Regions from separate parts of the Homo sapiens genome. Here all the other regions are linked to region 2. A link is a contact called in ENCODE Hi-C or POLR2A ChIA-PET data. All regions are on one chromosome and are shown on one strand. The core of a region is the stretch at or near the end of the contact, and the rest is flanking DNA. Distances in the headings are between cores, read along the strand shown. Region 1 overlaps LOC105373611 (a long non-coding RNA gene). Region 2 overlaps LOC105373611 (a long non-coding RNA gene). Region 3 overlaps LOC105373611 (a long non-coding RNA gene).

Region 1 (3,363 bases), core at 756-3,255, 40 kb after region 2:
CACTCATTATCTTGAGGGCAGCACTAAGGGAACGGTGCTAAACCACTCGTGAGAATCCATCCCCATGATCCAATCACCTCCCACCAGGCCCCACCTCCACCGTGGGGATTGCAATTCAACTTGAGATGTGGGCAGGGACAACTATCCAACTCTATCAAGGTGGTGATGCAGCCTAGGGGGCCCTTCTGGGTCACTCCTTGGGCTTGGAGAGACTGAGCCATTGAGGGACGTCAAGTCCTAGATAATCTAGGATTGGCAGAGCAGGAAGGAGAGAGACTCAATGATGTTGACTTCCAGGGGCAGGTAGATGGGCCCTTACCACAGGCCATGGACAGCTGCTGTTCTGCTGACTGGCTGCGGCTCCGGGTTAGTCCCTGCCTTGTCAGCACCAAGGCTCCAGGCGTCTCCAGAGAGCCAGGGTTCGCTCCTGTTCCCCCGGTCAATAGGGCTCAGAAAGCCCAGGCCTCAGGCCCCCTTCTGAGCTGGGGGTGGTACGCGGCAGGGACACTTTCCCAGACCCTGCCTGACCTCCCTATCACTGCAGTGTGGTCTCCTGGGCCTCACCTCCCTCCCTTGTCCCACAGAGATACCTCCTGCAAGAAGCCAGAAGAGCAAAGAAGGCCGTGTGTGTAAAGAGCCCAGTGCTGGTAAGCACTTGTAAGCATGGCTCCCAATCCTGTGCCTCTGCCTGAGATGGTGGTGAGGCCGGCCCTGGGCCTCGGTTTAATCATTTGCTAATCACAGTGAATAATTCAGGTTCTCTTAACCTCCCAGGACTACTGAGAGAAACACATGGAAAAGTGAAAAATGCGTAATCCAGACCCAGGGCCAGCTTGGCCCCCAACCAAGGCATTTCTCCTCTGCCACCTGCTAAGCCCTGGGATCCACTGCCCTCTTTACTGGGATGACTGCCTTTGGCTGTTAAGGGCTGGCACTTGAGTCGCCTCCCCCTGAGGAGCTCCCAGCCCATCTGCTCCAGACAGGACTGGCACAGGCTCTCCCCTGTCGCTGCAGCCTCATGCCCCCGCCACCCCAAAGCTTATCATGTTCTTCTTTGCCTCCTTATCTGTCCTCCTGGGCAAGAATGAGGTCTAATTCAGGCCTGAATCCTTGGATTCAGCAAGAATTTTTAAACAAATGGATGCACAAATAGCTGGGTGAGAGCCAGTGAGCTGTGAGCAGAGCCCAGCTCAGGGAGGGGCAGTGGAGCCACACTCAGGGCTGGCAGGCCCTCACTGGGTGTGAAGATGCCCTGGGTTTCCAAGTTTCCAATCACGCTGGTGTTTAGCCAAGGGCGACCCCAAAAGAAGCCCCAGCCCTGAAGAAAGATGGGTCCTGAGGCCACACTCAACATCCCTGCCCTGCACTGGGCTCCTCTCTTGGGTATCCTCTTTCTAAGCAGCAACATCTGGCATGGACTGAAAGTTGAATTGTGAAAATGAAAATGCCTCTCTATTGGTTTTATGATCATCCCTTGTGTAAGTCACATTACGAGAGCTGCTTTTGGCGTGGTCTCTAATTCCTCACCACTTCTTTGTCTTGCATCCTGCTCCATGGCCTTCCTCCCAAGCCATTCTACCGATGACCCTGGCCTTGAACCCTCACATTGTCAAATCCACACTCCCCACTCCCTCAGCAGCATCACCCTGGGTGACGACACACGTAGCCTTCCTAAGGCCTTTGTGACCCCATTCTGTGTGGCTTACCCCTTCCTTCTCAGACTCGGTGAGACTTGTTCCATCTTCCCAAGGTTCCCGAACTCTGTGGGCCCTCGTCTTATCTCCCCGGCCAGCCCATCCATCACGTGACCTCCAGCACTGTGGCCTGTGTGTGCCAGGCCCTCCAAGGAGCTCAGGTACTACCTGATCCCATGACTTGGATGTCCAAGAAATCTCTCAAACTTGACGTGCCCCAAACTTAATCACTAATTTTTCCCTTGAAATCTGTTCTCTCCCAGTCTTTCTCAAGTCTGTGTGAGCCACCTCTGTCCACCCAGTTTCTCAATGATGAATCTTAGAAATTGTCCTGCTTCCTCTTATTCCCTCACTCTCTGCATCCAGCTCATCAGCAAGTCCCACTGGTTCTGCTTTCACATGTACCCCCAATCTGTCCACGTCTCCCTACTTATTGCCTGGGTCCCCCATGAGATGTAAGCTCCCTTAAGTGCAGGGACTTTGTTTTGCTCACTATTATGGATCGGACCCAGGACCTGGCCAAGTGCCCACTGCCAGTGAGTTCTAAGTTCCCCGTTGTTGAATGAATGACCGAGTTTCATTTCCTCTAGCAAGGAGCCCTGCAGAGTGGGACTGGGCCCCACTTCCTCTTGGGGTGAGTTATGTCTAAACTAAATGGTGCCCTTCCCTTCCCTTGCCTTCCCTGTCTCAGCACAGGGCACCCCACACCCAGGATTTCTTCTCAGCCCAGTCCCCTCCTTCCATACTCATCTCCTGTGTGGGTCACCTGCCTCTGGTTTCTCGGCTCTACCAGCTTTTTCCATCTCTGCTGACATTGCCCTGGTCCCCATGTGTCATTTCTCACCTGAATAGATTACTTTGCTTCTCTAATCCCCTCTCCACAAAGCAGGGTTTATGTGATCTTTTCAAAACTCAAATCGGATCACGTCACTTTCCTACTTAGAACTCTTCAATCTTCTCCTGAGGCCTGATGGTAAAATCCCACATCAGACACGGCACTGCTTACTGTGCTCTCAAGACACCCCCTGTGTCTCCCACCTCCACCCCTGCTTGGCTGGCTCACGTCAGTCTCACCTTGCTGGGCCCTCAGACCAGCTAGGGACCCACTGCTGCCCAGTCCCGGGGGAGCTGCTTCTCCGATGCCTGTGGCCGCGTTGAAGAGCTGTGCCTGTGATTTTGTTATTTGTTTGAGGTGCCGCCAGGCAGTCAGTCTCCTTGTATTCCAGTCCACGTAATTATCGATGCTTCCCAGGTTCTGCCCTTCAGCCTCGACCTCTCCCTGGGCCCTCGGCCTGGTTACCTGACTGTCCACTTGAGAGCTCAGCAGGGATGTCCAGCAGGTATCACAAATGGAACATTCCTGAACACCTGACTCCTGCTCCCTGCCCATGCCCAGCCACGTCTGCTCCTCCCACAGCCGGTGCCAGCCCAGGCACCCCAACATACCCCGTCCTCACACTTGTAGTCAGTTTTCACCTGCTGGTTCCACCTTTCAAACATACCCTGAGTCCCAGGGGCCTTCTAAGCACATTTGACACCCAGAGGTTATAACTTTTTCTTTTTCTTTTTTGTGAGATGGAGTCTTGCTCTGTTGCCAGGCTGGAGTGCAGTGGTGAGATCTTGGCTCACTGCAGCCTCGTCTCCCTCATTCAAGTGAGTCGCCTGCCTC
Region 2 (2,952 bases), core at 332-2,831:
GTGGGAGGAGGCTGGGATCCTGGGCTGGGGGCAGGAGCTAAATTGCTGGGTGAGAGGAGCAGATGAAGGTGGGACTGGATGAATGAAGGCTCTTGGACATGTGAAAGTCATGACCATATTGTGTGTGAAGGTCAGAAAGTGGTAAGCTTGGTGGAGCAAACAGCTTGCTTAGAGAAGTAAGGGAGGGGCAGGGGAGGGACCCTCTTCCTTGGAACACTCTTTGCCCATTTTTTTTGTTTGACAAACACTTCAAGGCTCTGCTGAAGTGTCACCTCCTTAGGGAAGTTCTCCCTGCTGCCCAGCCCCAGGCTAAATTAGGTGCCCTGATTTTATGGTCTCTCAGCTCTACATGCTTTTTACCACAATTTAGATGAAATCACTATTTATGCGATGATTTGTCACCTGTGATCTGGCAGGGCACCTACCATGGACTCTTTTGTTGTTGTTTTTGAGAGTCTCGCTGTGTTGCCCAGGTTGGAGTGCAGTGGCGTGATCTTGGCTCACTGCAATCTCCGCCTCCTGGGTTCAAGCAATTCTTCTGCCTCAGCCTTCTGAGTAGCTGGGACTACGGACTAACACGCCCAGCTAATTTTTGTATTTTTAGTAGAGATGGGGTTTCACCATGTTGGCCCTGCTGGTCTCGAACTCCTGACCTCGTGATCTGCCTGCCTTGGCCTCCCAAAGTGCTGGGATTACAGGTGTGAGCCACTGCACCCGGAGGCATGGACTCTTACACACCAGCAATGCTTAATGAATATCTGTGCTGGCCTCTGGGTGGAGAATTGGCATTTTGACTCTGTCCATGCCAGAAGGTGTTGCTGAGAGTCCTGAATCCCACTGCCAAGGCTGTGGCTAATGTGTGCGTGAGAAGCCTGCAAGGTCATTTCCCTCTGTTCTGTTTCTTTCTGACAAAATTGAACACGTTTTTGCCACAAATTATCTCTGAACTTCCCTACAGCTCTGAGCTGTTGGCCTCACAGTGCAGCGATGTTTGCAAGAGTCTGAGGGCCCCTGGCTGTAGGCTGGGCTACCTCTCCCTTCCTCCTCCCCTCCTTCCCGCTTCCCTCCTTCCATCCCCGCAGGACCCAGGGTGGGGGTGGGGGTGGGGGTGGGAGCTGTGAGCACCCCACCCTGTGGTTCACAGGAAGATCTGCCCTCTCTGCCGCTGGTGATGAGTTTCAGTTGAACCGACAGTGAGCTATCAGATCGCTTTCTGCAGCGCGTGGCCCTCCCTCCTTCCTGTGGCGGCCCCTGGGCCTCCCAGTCCTCCTTCTGAGGCTGATGTCTATCTGTGAGGGGTCTGTGAGTGAGCAGTGCACACTCCGTCACATGCTCACATTTTCCGCTGATGGTGCTCTCGGGTCCCCAGCCGTTCCAGGAGATTAATGATGTGGTGCAAGACAGGGGAAAGAGGCGTCTTTCTTAACCACGCAAACTCCCTGTGACAGATGATTGGGTTTCCTGAAAGCAGAGCTGCTGACTTCCACTGACATTTGTGTTAGAGCGAATCCAAACCAGATTTTGCGGATTGCTTTAAATTTGTCTGTGTGGAATGCTCGGTCTCACTGCTCCCGTCGCTGTCATCTTGGCAAAGGGCTACACCAAAGACGGGGCCCATGGGGCGTGGAGAACATTCCTTCCCGTCACACCGCCCATGCTCAGTCAGGAGCGCACATGGGTTCTTGTGTGTTTGTACTCAGGGAGACAGGGCTTGGGGGTCCAGCCAGGAGTATCACCTCTGCATCTGCACCACCCTGAAATAGCCTGACGAAAAGTTGGCTTGGTTCCATGCAAAGAGGCTGGCTGTGCTCAGGGCAGCCAGTACCTGGGCACTCTGCTTGGTGCAGAGCGGGCCTTTGGATGAGTGATTACCACACCATCTGGATGTCTTCCGGGAGGGACTATCACATCCTCCCTCACCAAGCTCTCCAGGCCATGCCAGCTGGAGGGGGCGCCATTAAGGAGTGAGGGCCCAGCAGAAAAAGTGGCCTCCAAGATGCCCACATGGTCCCTGGCTCAGCCCCGTCCTCCAGCCCCCTCAGCCTGCTCTGTGGCCTGCCCCTGCTCCTCAGGGGTTTGAGCCCAGGTTGAGTCCCAAATGCTGTCAGCTCACAGAGCTCTCATGTCCAGGGTGCACTCCTGTCCTCAAGGATACCCTCTGCCAGGACAGGATGGGGCGCTGGGGCACCCCCCCTTTGTAGGTGCTTGTCTTGGCCTGAGCAGTAGGTGCACACTGTCAGCGCAGTGGTCATTCAATTAAAACAAAAGCAGCAGTGGGGTTGTGAGGGGACCAGTGGCCTTGCCTTGTGGTACAGGCTTCATTCTGAGTCCAGTGGGCAACTCTGAAGGATGACAACATGTTCCTGTGGGAGTTCTAAGCGAGGGGTTGGACATGAACCCAGACCAAAGAACACTCCAAATACTCTGGCCCCAGGTTCCTCTCAGATTCTCTCCCCTTGGGTCTGTGCCAACCCCACCCCCCACATGCCCTGGGAAGCTGAGGGGTCCTGTTTGTCCCTTCCCTGGTCCCTCCCAGCTCCGTGTGGCAGAGCTGAGTGCCAGGGCTGCAGGGGAGACCTCTTCTGAGTGCTCTGAGCTTGTATGTGTGTGTCTCTGCAGTGTGTTTCCCGAATGAACTGTGTATGCAAAGAGACCCCCAAAGGCAGGAGGAGCGGAGAAACCACAGAAGGAGGCAGACAAGGCCAACTTGTTGTTAGAGGTTGGTTTTACTGGGGAATGTACAGACAGAAGCGTGGTCTTGGGTGGCCGCAAGACAGGAAGATCTCTGCACTGTTACCCCAGGACCAGGGCTTCTATACCACAGGAAAGGGTGTACGTGCTTTAGAAGGAATGGGCAGGAATCTGATCTAAGGGCAGGATTTAGGGTAAGTGCCTGCTCTCACACAAGGAACAATAGATAAACTGGAAATCTCAGGGGCATTCCCAGAAGCA
Region 3 (3,351 bases), core at 416-2,915, 64 kb after region 2:
CCCTCCATACCGACTGGGGACTCTAGGTGACTAGAGACTTTATGGAGGTGTTGAAATGTTCGTCCATGATACGTAGCAGCCTTATAGGACCTCCCTTCAAGAAAAATATCTGCAGGGATTTTTGGCTTAGCCAGAAGGTGCACATAAGGGCTGGTCACCTGGCACCTTGAGTGCTCTGCTGCCGAAAAGTGATGAGAGATTCCGAGACATGTAAAAGAGTGAATCCATCCTGGCTAACACGGTGAGACCCCATCTCTACTAAAAATACAAAAAAATTAGTTGGGCATGGTAGCATGTGCCTATAGTCCTAGCTGCTCAGGAGGCTGAGGCAGGAGAATTGCTTGAACGCGGGAGGCAGAAGTTGCAGTGAGCTGAGATCGCACCACTGCACTCCAGCCTGGAGAGAGAGCAAGACTCTGTCTCAAAAACAAAAAACAAAAGAATGAGTCATGACTCACTGATGACTCTTTGAGGAATGGCACTCACAGAGCAGCACACTTCAGCCTACTACATCGTTCCAGCCTTGGTCACTTTTGAAAGGGAATTTCTAAAATGGTGGGAAACTGATTGTCAAAGCTGAGCTTTCCCTTAAGGATCATCCCCCGGCCCTCGGAAATACCCGCTGTATTTGTGTATAACACCCGTGGAGCTCCACCTTGGACTTACACAACTCAAGATCATCCCAAGTAGCAATGGCCAAATTGGGGGTCTTTTGAAATTTCTAAATTAATATATTTGCACACACAATGGGAAAATGCAGGTTTTAGAACCAGACAAATGAATAGAAAGCCTACTTTCTGATTGCCCTGAGTGAAATCTGGTAATAAGAGATTTGAAAGGATTTTTTAATGAGCTGTATGGTCAGAGTAGGCTTAATTAAAAGCTGATTTTCAAACTATAATTTTTTCCTGTCTTCCTTTTCTCTTTTGGATACTGTTTCTGGGAATTGTTTTTTAGTTGACAGAATCCGCTTTTCAAATATGTCTGGTCCCTCTGTTTGCTTCCTTTCTTGTTGGCATGATTTTTGCTGACGAAAATGTAAAACTTCATTGGCTTTTTATTTTATTTATTTATTTTGAGACAGAGTCTCGCCCTTGTCGCCCAGGCTGGAGGGCAGTGGCACGATCTTGGCTCACTGCAACCTCCACCTCCCGGGTTCCAGCGATTCTCCTGCCTCAGCCTCCCAAGTAGCTGGGATTACAGGTGCCCACCACCATGCCCAGTTAATTTTTGTATTTTTAGTAGAGACAGGGTTTCACCATGTTGGCCAGGCTGGTCTTGAACCCCTGACCTTAGGTGATTTGCCCGTCTTCGCCTCCCAACATTGGTCTTTTAGAAACCTTAAAATCTCCCCAAATTGGCTCCGCTCCTCTAGGACTTGTTTTTCCTTCCATTTCTGCTCCTCCTTCCTTTTGCCATGTTAGATACCACGTGAAGAAATCTAGAGGAGACTTCCAACAGCCCTGGGCCCTCTTGAGGAACACAGGAAAAGGCACCACAGCCCCTTTGTGAGGCCTTTTACTTTCCTTGTGGAGTCCCAAGAGTAGCGGGTATGCCCCTCTCAGGGCTGAAACTCTGCTCTCTTTTGCATTGAGTTACCCGATCTCTTTGGCTTTGTAGGCACCAGGGGTTCCATTGTACTGTGAGAGGGAAGGTGACCTTTGTGTGTGTGACGGCTGGTGAGTCAGATGTGAGAGCTGCAGCTTTGGAGGTGGCCGCAGCAGTTGCAATGAGTGTATTTATTTCAGGGATGACTCGTTTCTTTGTGTGTTTAGATAAGAAAAGTGTGGTTTGGATACTTGCACGTGGTGGGAACACCCACCACCGAGGGATAGGATTCCCATGGGGGCTGGGCTGATGGCAGAGGGGGCTGGTTGCTGTTGGATTGCCCAGCAGTCTCTGGCGAATGTCTTGTAGTGAGGCGCTCTAAGAAAGTGTTGCAGGGCCTGGTCCCATCACGTTTTCCTCATTTGCGGAAAATGGGATTCAATGTAAAAGTGGGATCCTTGATTTCTGAAGATCTAGATGCTCTGCCTTTCAGCTGGGCCTGCTTTTCACATCTGTAAGTATTAGGCCCTGGAAGCTACAAATGCTTTGTGGGCTCTGTTCATTAATGAGCTCTGCCCTGAGCTCAGTGGCCCAGTTGGAAAACAAAGACCAAATTAGAAGCTACCTATCTAAATAAAATTGGGCTCCTTGTCAATCCTGTGGTGAATTCCTATGGTTTTGTGTTACTGTGGGATTTCTTCTTAATCTTTCTCTGACAAAACCAAAACCCTTCTTGAAAATGTAAATTCTTTCTCTGTGTTTCAAGATGTTAATTTGCTACCCTGTTTTCTCCAAAACCAGTAAGGGCTTCAGCCATGTGGGACAGATAAACTTTAATTTGTTCCATTTACAGAGGCACAGTTTAATCCAAGTGTCCTTTTAAACTAGTGAGTTTTACTTGTCTCATGGCTAAAATTTTAAAGTCCAAGCTGTAAAATTTTTGTGCCTATCTCTGTTTTTATGTTTACATGTGTACATGTCTGTGCGTATGTTGTCTGTGTGGTACCAAATTGACTTATAAGTGCATGAGTACTCACAAATTGCGTGCCCAAATGCTTTCAAGTTTACATGACTTTAGCAATCTTTGGTAAATAAAGCTAGCTTAAAAATTGTTGGTAAAACAAAATAGAAATGTCTTCAGAATTTTAGACATTTTTTTTGACCAAGTCTACTGGCGAACAAATACATACTGTCTCTGCTAGATGTTTTAAGGTCATAAAACTGTTGCTTCTGTGATACTTTTGATGCTTGTGTGATTTTTCTGTAAGCTAAAGCTGTGAGGGCAGGTGGCTGGGCTTCCTTGGAGTCTTGTGCACATCTTACTGTGAGCTTACATCTTTGGTGTTGAGCCTTTAGATTCTGCGGTCTAGGAGGTGGCCGTGGTGAGAACTGAAGTCTCATGGATGTTCACAGTGTCTAGGCCACCAGCTGTGGGGCAGAGCCAAGCCCAACACATCTTGCTGGCTTCTGCCTCCCAGTCATGCTGGGAGGGATCAGGTCCTGCAGGCATTGTCTTCACAGCTCTGTCCTCTGTCCTGGGCTCTGTACCTGATACATAACAATTAAAATTACTTACTTTCTTGGTTTTTCACCAGAAATTACGGTTGCCAAGAGTTAAGATTGTAGTTTATATATATAATTAAAACTATTAGATGTAAGAAAAACAATTCTATAAGCAGAATGTATATGAAAAGTAGGAGGCCGGGCGCGGTGGCTCACACCTGTAATCCCAGCACTTCAGGAGGCCGAGGGGGGCGGATCACAAGGTCAGGAGACCGAAACCATCCTGGCCAACATGGTGAA

The links. Hi-C counts contacts between places; a loop is a spot of excess contacts on that map. ChIA-PET counts read pairs that join two places held with the same protein, here RNA polymerase II (POLR2A). Pooled maps may share reads with other maps.
Region 1: a loop to region 2 is called in a pooled map, with 6 times the contacts of the local background. The contact joins two enhancer-like sites. A Hi-C loop is called at or near these places in 3 of 168 maps with a recorded cell type or tissue (breast epithelium, heart left ventricle and right cardiac atrium), 5 of 37 single-sample maps with no recorded cell type and 10 of 50 pooled maps.
Region 3: a pooled map shows a loop between it and region 2 (12-fold over the local background). The contact joins two enhancer-like sites. A Hi-C loop is called at or near these places in 3 of 37 single-sample maps with no recorded cell type and 11 of 50 pooled maps. POLR2A ChIA-PET finds 5 or more read pairs at or near these places in 1 of 52 experiments (activated CD4-positive, alpha-beta T cell).

Annotation. Positions count from the first base shown.
Region 1 is chr2:128,511,811-128,515,173 of GRCh38, forward strand. All of the region lies in intron 1 of LOC105373611 (a long non-coding RNA gene), which reads left to right. Among named protein-coding and RNA genes, the nearest start is that of HS6ST1, 190 kb to the left of the region's middle. Within about 2 kb of position 2,006, at least 3 of the 41 ENCODE cell types and tissues checked have a DNase peak (open chromatin) inside an H3K27ac peak, as active enhancers do.
Region 2 is chr2:128,472,055-128,475,006 of GRCh38, forward strand. The region is part of intron 1 of LOC105373611 (a long non-coding RNA gene); the gene reads left to right. Among named protein-coding and RNA genes, the nearest start is that of HS6ST1, 150 kb to the left of the region's middle. RefSeq lists a silencer at 1,020-1,109. Within about 2 kb of position 1,582, at least 10 of the 41 ENCODE cell types and tissues checked have a DNase peak (open chromatin) inside an H3K27ac peak, as active enhancers do.
Region 3 is chr2:128,535,651-128,539,001 of GRCh38, forward strand. The region is part of intron 1 of LOC105373611 (a long non-coding RNA gene); the gene reads left to right. Among named protein-coding and RNA genes, the nearest start is that of HS6ST1, 220 kb to the left of the region's middle. RefSeq lists enhancers at 854-1,650, 1,651-2,447. Within about 2 kb of position 1,666, at least 3 of the 41 ENCODE cell types and tissues checked have a DNase peak (open chromatin) inside an H3K27ac peak, as active enhancers do.